Linked DNA regions of Homo sapiens: region 2 is linked to region 1. A link is a loop called in an ENCODE intact Hi-C map of the cell type or tissue named here. Cell type or tissue: IMR-90. All regions are shown on one strand. Each heading gives the region's core, and the rest is flanking DNA. Links, peaks and the distances in the headings are about the cores only.

Region 1 (2,810 bases), core at 139-2,638:
GCCACAGAGGACCTTCGTGCCTGTCCTCTGTCCTCCTGCCCAGTCCCCAGGCCAGGCTCAGCTGGAGTTGGGGAGCAGAAAAACACGCATCTGAATCAAGGCTCTCGGAGCCTTTGCTTCTGCCTCCAAGAGGCGAGGGAAAATGAATACCCAGGCGAGCGAGCAAGAGAGACCCTCAGAAAACCCCAGATGCCCCTGGAATCAAGCCCTGTCCCACCAACGCCACGTGGATTGACAGGCTATTAGTCTTCCTGTAATTAGGATTCTCGCCTCAAATCTTGTATCTTTTTCCCCCAGAAGATTCTCCTCCAGCCTTCACCACTGCCCCCTGGCGCTTCCTTGCAAGGCTTTTGAAGAATCCTTTGCAGAGAAGCAGCCTCCTTTGGCAGGGGCTGCAGAGCACTCTGCCTCCCTAGGCCAGGGCGAACCAACAGAGGCGGGAGATGAGGAGGAGCAGCGCGGCTCTGCTGCGTGGCCCTGGGCAAGCACCACAACCTCTCTGGGCCGTTTGCACATTCTTACCGCCAGGGATGTGGGCGGTAAATGAAAGAGACCAGCACAAACCAGTGTCAGCTCCCTTCCTCGATTCCTAAAATGTGATGCCCAAAGATGGGCCAGCCTCCTGCTGTGCCTTCTCTGGGGGGACATTTAATAAGTGGAAGAGCCCTGGCTCTGAGTCAGGCTAGAATCCCAGTTCTGCACTTAACCAGCTGTGTGACCTCAGGCAAGCAACCTGGCCTCTCTGAACCTGAGTTTCTTCATCTGTAAGTGGGAACGCTAATGCTGTGCTGAGGGTTCCATGGGACAACCATGTAAAAGCACCCAGCACGCACCCAGCAGGCAGCAGGTCCTGCACAGCGTTCCCTCGCGTGGGGGTGGGTTGGGGCTTGAGCACGGGTTGAACCTGGAAGAGGCCATTTCCCTCCCTTCTCCCCGAGGAATAATTGTGAATTCCTGGGTCTCAGAGGAAACATCCGCTTTGGTGGTCAGAAAGGACATCCTCCTTTGAGCAGGGGGAGAGCAGAGGGAAGGGGGTTGCGAGGGTCACGCCTTCCCCAGGCATTCTCGGGGTCTCTCCAGCAAGGATGGAGGCGGCCAGGGGCTTGGGCGGTGTGGGGCGCCACCTGGCGTCCAGAAGAGGTAAGACAGGCGGAGCGGGACCCTCCGAAGTGGGAGGAGGACGCTGGTCAGGGGAGGAGGGGACCGCGAGAGCGAGAGCGGACATTCTACCAAACACATGGACAACACAGAAGATGAGGAAAATGAGCAGGGCAGCTAGTCATAGGAGCAAATTTTAAAAATTAAGTGACTGAGGTAGTCAGGGGGCCTCACTGAGAAGTGGCTTGGAGTAAGACCTGAAGTTGGGGACTGGATATGCAGATGTCTGGGAGGAGAGCTTTTCAGGAAGAAGAATCAGCCAGTGCAGAGGCCTATGGCAGACCCAAGCAGGAGGCAAAAGAAACGCAGAGGCTTTCCAGGATGGAAAATGAAGAATCAGCCAGTGCAGAGGAATGTGCCTGGATGTGTTCCAGGAATGTTTCAGAATGAGCTAAAAGGCCAGGGACAGAGAACTAAGAGGAGAGGAGAGGTCAGAGAGATGGCGGTGGGCGGAAGGAGGGGGCGGGGCGGAGGAGGGGGCGAGGGGGCGGGGGGGCGGAGGGGGGGACGGAGGGGGGGGCGGGGGGCGGGGCGGAGGGGGGATGGGGCGGGGCGGGGTGTGGCTGTGCGTCTGGATAAGGGTTGTGGCTTTTATGCTGCACGAGAAGGAGAGCCATTGGAGAGCTTGGGGCAGAAACAAGAGCTGATGACATTTTAATCCCTCTGGCTGCTGTGCTGGGGTAGACTGTCAGGGCCAAGGGCAGAGTGTGAAAAGCGCCCAAGAGGCTTCTACAAGAATCTAGTGGGAGATGCTGCGGCTCTGGCCAGGTTAGTGGCAGTGCCAGTGGTGAGAGGGATGTGGTTCTGCGGGTGTTGTGAAAATGGAGCCAGCGGGATTTGTTGACAGACCAAAGTTGAGGTGAGACAGAGACTCCGGAATGACTGCAGGGTTATTGGTCTGAGCAGGGTTATTGGTCTGAGCAGATAACCAGATGGAGTCACCACTAACTTAGATGGAGAAGGCTGGTAGAGTGAGGAAATATCGGGAACTTATGTTCGGACTTGTTAAGTTTGAGATGGCTGGGAGATATCTAAGTGGAGAGGGCAAGGAATAAAATGCTTCCTAAACTCCAGCATCCATTCAGTCCCCTGGAGAGCTTGTTAAACCGGATGGATGGGTGCCACGCCCACCCCTGCACCCCTGAGTTGCAATAGGCCCAAAATGATTCAATAGGCCCAACATGGGGCCCAAGGTTCTACATTTCCAACAGCTTCCCAAGTGATGCCAATGCTGCCAGACTGAGAACCACACTTCGAGTAGCACCAAAGTAGGCAACTGGATGTTTGAGGCTGGCATTCAAAAGAGAGATCCTGGCAAGAGATAGAATTTTGGAGTCATTGGCACGGAAATCCACAAAACGACATGAGCTCTCCCAGGGAGTGTGTGTGTGTAAAGAGGGAAGAAAAGAGCATTGAGTCCCGAGCCCCAGGCTCTTCAATGGTAAGAGGTTGGCAGATTAGGAAGGACCAGCAAAGACTGGGATGGGAAACCACTGAAGCAAGAGGAAGGCCAGGCAGATGTGTCCTGAAAGCCAAAAAGAGAAAGGTCATCATTAATATGATACATTTTGCAATTTGTTTATATGTAAGAGGAGATTAATAGCTCATAGCATTCCCAGGCATTGCTGTTAGGAATTGCAGCTCCAGGCTGG
Region 2 (2,810 bases), core at 15-2,514, 570 kb after region 1:
CTTTGGTGATAGACAGACCCGGCTTAAAATCCCAGCTCTTCATTTACTGTGTTGTGAACCTTGGCAAGTCATTTCACCTGTCTGAGTCTTGGTTTTCTCATTTGAAAACAGATACAATTCAGTATCATGGTATATTGTAACCATTAAAATAGGTAAAGTGTACTCTGTATAATGTCTGGCACATTTTTGGTAGTTGTAAATGGTCGTTAATATTGTTCTAATAGTGTTGTATGACTTATGTTTGATCCCAGCAGGAAGTGATATTGTATGCAAGTCATCTAAGTGTTATATAATGCTTTCATGTCTTTTATGCATGAAACCATCAGAGCATGTGAAAAAAATTATATAATCTGAAAGCTAATTTACTTTTTAATCTAAACTATTTCTCAGTTACTTTTTTTAAACCCTCCTTATCCAAAGTTTCCTGTAAATTAAATTGCAATAGAAACTTCTTAAAGGTAACTGTCAACTACTATGCCACAGTTATGGCCAAAAATATAACTAATAGGGGATCTAGGCATGTTTTAGGGAGAACTCTACATATTATAAAAATTTTTAAACATTAATTTGATACTGACATATCTTTAATTATTATTAAAATATACTTCATCAGATTTATGTACCCAGAGAAGGGTTACAGATAAAATTTTTATGTCATTGAGTAATCATGCACATGGTTTTTATCTACATATAATATGTACAGAGATTATGAAATTTCAACATGGAAAGTCTTAAAATTCTCTTAACAGTGACAGTTAAACTGGAATTATATATGACCCTTTTATTTCTGCCTTTTTTTTAATTTTTAAGATACGGGGTCTTGTATGTTGCTCAGGCTGGACTCAAACTCCTGGGCTCAAGCGATCCTCCCACCTCAGCCTCCTGACTAGCTGGGACTGTGGTGCTACAGGTGTGCTCCACTGCACCCAGCTTGACTCTTTTATTTCTCTAAACATAAAGAGCAACTCTCAAAATCAAAATTTTCATTATTTGAAAAATAATAAAAGTCTACTTTGGGCACTGTAATATCGATGGTGATCTTGAAACCAGTCTACAACTCTAGGCTATCTAGTGATTAACATTTCATGTTTTTCTCTTCAACAGTTTCAACCAAGAGTCAAGGTCAGAAACCTTCCCCTCAGTGTCAAAGAAGAACTATCTGCCGTAATTGATACTGCCCAAAATTTAGAGAAGATACTGTATTGTTTTCCATTTCCTTATTTAGCTCCTTTGGGGGTAGCGGGGGAACCTTTCTGAAATGAAACTTTTGTCCAGCAGATGGCAGAAAATAGCAAACGGAAAATCTTGGGACTTAATGTTTTCTTGTGAACTAGAAACCTTTGTCTCCTCCATTTGACCATAGATGTTGAAGTTATCAGGGTCAGGGGCGGAGAGAAGTGTCAGTTATGCCAGAAGCTGTGTTAGATTGCCAAATGGGGTGGTTTGGTACTGGCGTTGCTTATAATAATTGAGTTTCAGTAGCAAATCAGCTTCCTTGGGAAAAGGCCAAGGGCTTTTCATAATTGTATTGACAACAAAATGAATATGATAAATGGTGTTCATTCAGTTGAGACAAGATTTATAGTTTTCCTTTGGGCGAGGGATGAAGAGCAAATATTTATAATAATAGTAAAATTTGTTTAAAAGTTATATTATTTGATAATTCAAAAAGCTTTATTAAAATATTTTGAAATACTTTAAGCAGTTTCAGGTGATAAAGTACAGATTCTTTTCAAAGTATTCAAGTAATGCAAAAATGAATAAGTATGATAAAAAAATGCCATGGATATGAAAGTCATTTATTTTTCCTGAAATATTGATATGTCAAACCGTCAGTGATGATTTCCACATTACTGCTGGGGAAAGTTTATTTGCCTTTTATCCACATAAATGTGTGTTCTTTAATTTGTTATACAATCCTTAGCATGCAGAAGAAACATCCTGTAAGAGCACATGTCATCTTAAAGTCAAAATGCATTTTATTTATGGCGATTATTTGATAAAATGCTATTTTAGTGGTTAGCTATTTAATTCAAAAACATTTCTATAAACACTGACTGCATTAACTGCCACACAAACTACATTGCTTTTCACTCTGTCCTTCCAAAACTAAATTGCCTGAAACTACACAGCAACCATCTTGATAAATGGTTTCCAGGGCTGGAGAATTGAAGGAAGATCATTGACATACTTCTTTGCCCCTATGATGGGAATGCAACAATAAGAAAACACCTTAGCTTGCAGTGCATCTGATCTCCTTGTTTAAAATTTTCCTAGATCATACTTAAACTGAAGTATCAAAAATCCAGAGGGAAGTTGGGAAAAAAATTAAGAATTTGTATGACATTATTTCCTCATATGCAGTCTTTTAACTGTTAAAATCTGATCATTGAACTCACTGATTTTTAATCAGGAAGTCAGTGCTGTTATACAGTGGCAAGGCAAGATAACAAGATACATAGAGGAGCACAAACTTTGGAATAGGACAGTCCTAGATTCCAGTCCTGGATTCACCACTTAAACTGTGGGTCTTGAGTAAGCTACTTAATATCCCAGAATCACAATTTCGCTTTCCATAAAACAAGACTAATAAAACCTATCTCACAGGTATGTTGTAAGAAGTGTCATGATTCTGTGATTATGTAAAGGGCCCAGTACAGTGGCTGACATAAAGTAAATACTCTACAGCTGTTGTTAGTTCTGTTCCCTGATACATAATGAGACAAAGGAATCCCATTTGCTCACTTATTCAGCAAAGTGGGCTAAGGGCTGTGCTAGGTTCATGAGGAGTATAGATACTACCCCAAACA

What was found. Hi-C counts contacts between places; a loop is a spot of excess contacts. Peaks named below come from ENCODE experiments on the same cell type or tissue, not always from the same donor. Only the 100,000 strongest peaks of a DNase experiment are listed, where the experiment ranks them.
Region 2: a loop joins it to region 1, with 5 times the contacts of the local background. A loop is called at or near these places in 3 of 110 quality-filtered maps.

The regions. Positions count from the first base shown.
Region 1 is chr5:170,632,067-170,634,876 of GRCh38, forward strand. The region is part of intron 1 of KCNIP1 (potassium voltage-gated channel interacting protein 1); the gene reads left to right. Among named protein-coding and RNA genes, the nearest start is that of KCNIP1-AS1, 48 kb to the right of the region's middle. RefSeq lists enhancers at 688-1,269, 1,044-1,223. In IMR-90, for the core only: a CTCF peak has its summit at 1,124 (motif pointing left); a DNase peak (open chromatin) is centred at 1,475; H3K4me3 peaks cover 201 bases.
Region 2 is chr5:171,206,203-171,209,012 of GRCh38, forward strand. All of the region lies in intron 20 of RANBP17 (RAN binding protein 17), which reads left to right. Among named protein-coding and RNA genes, the nearest start is that of TLX3, 100 kb to the right of the region's middle. In IMR-90, for the core only: a CTCF peak has its summit at 1,270 (motif pointing right); no DNase peak of the experiment used is centred there.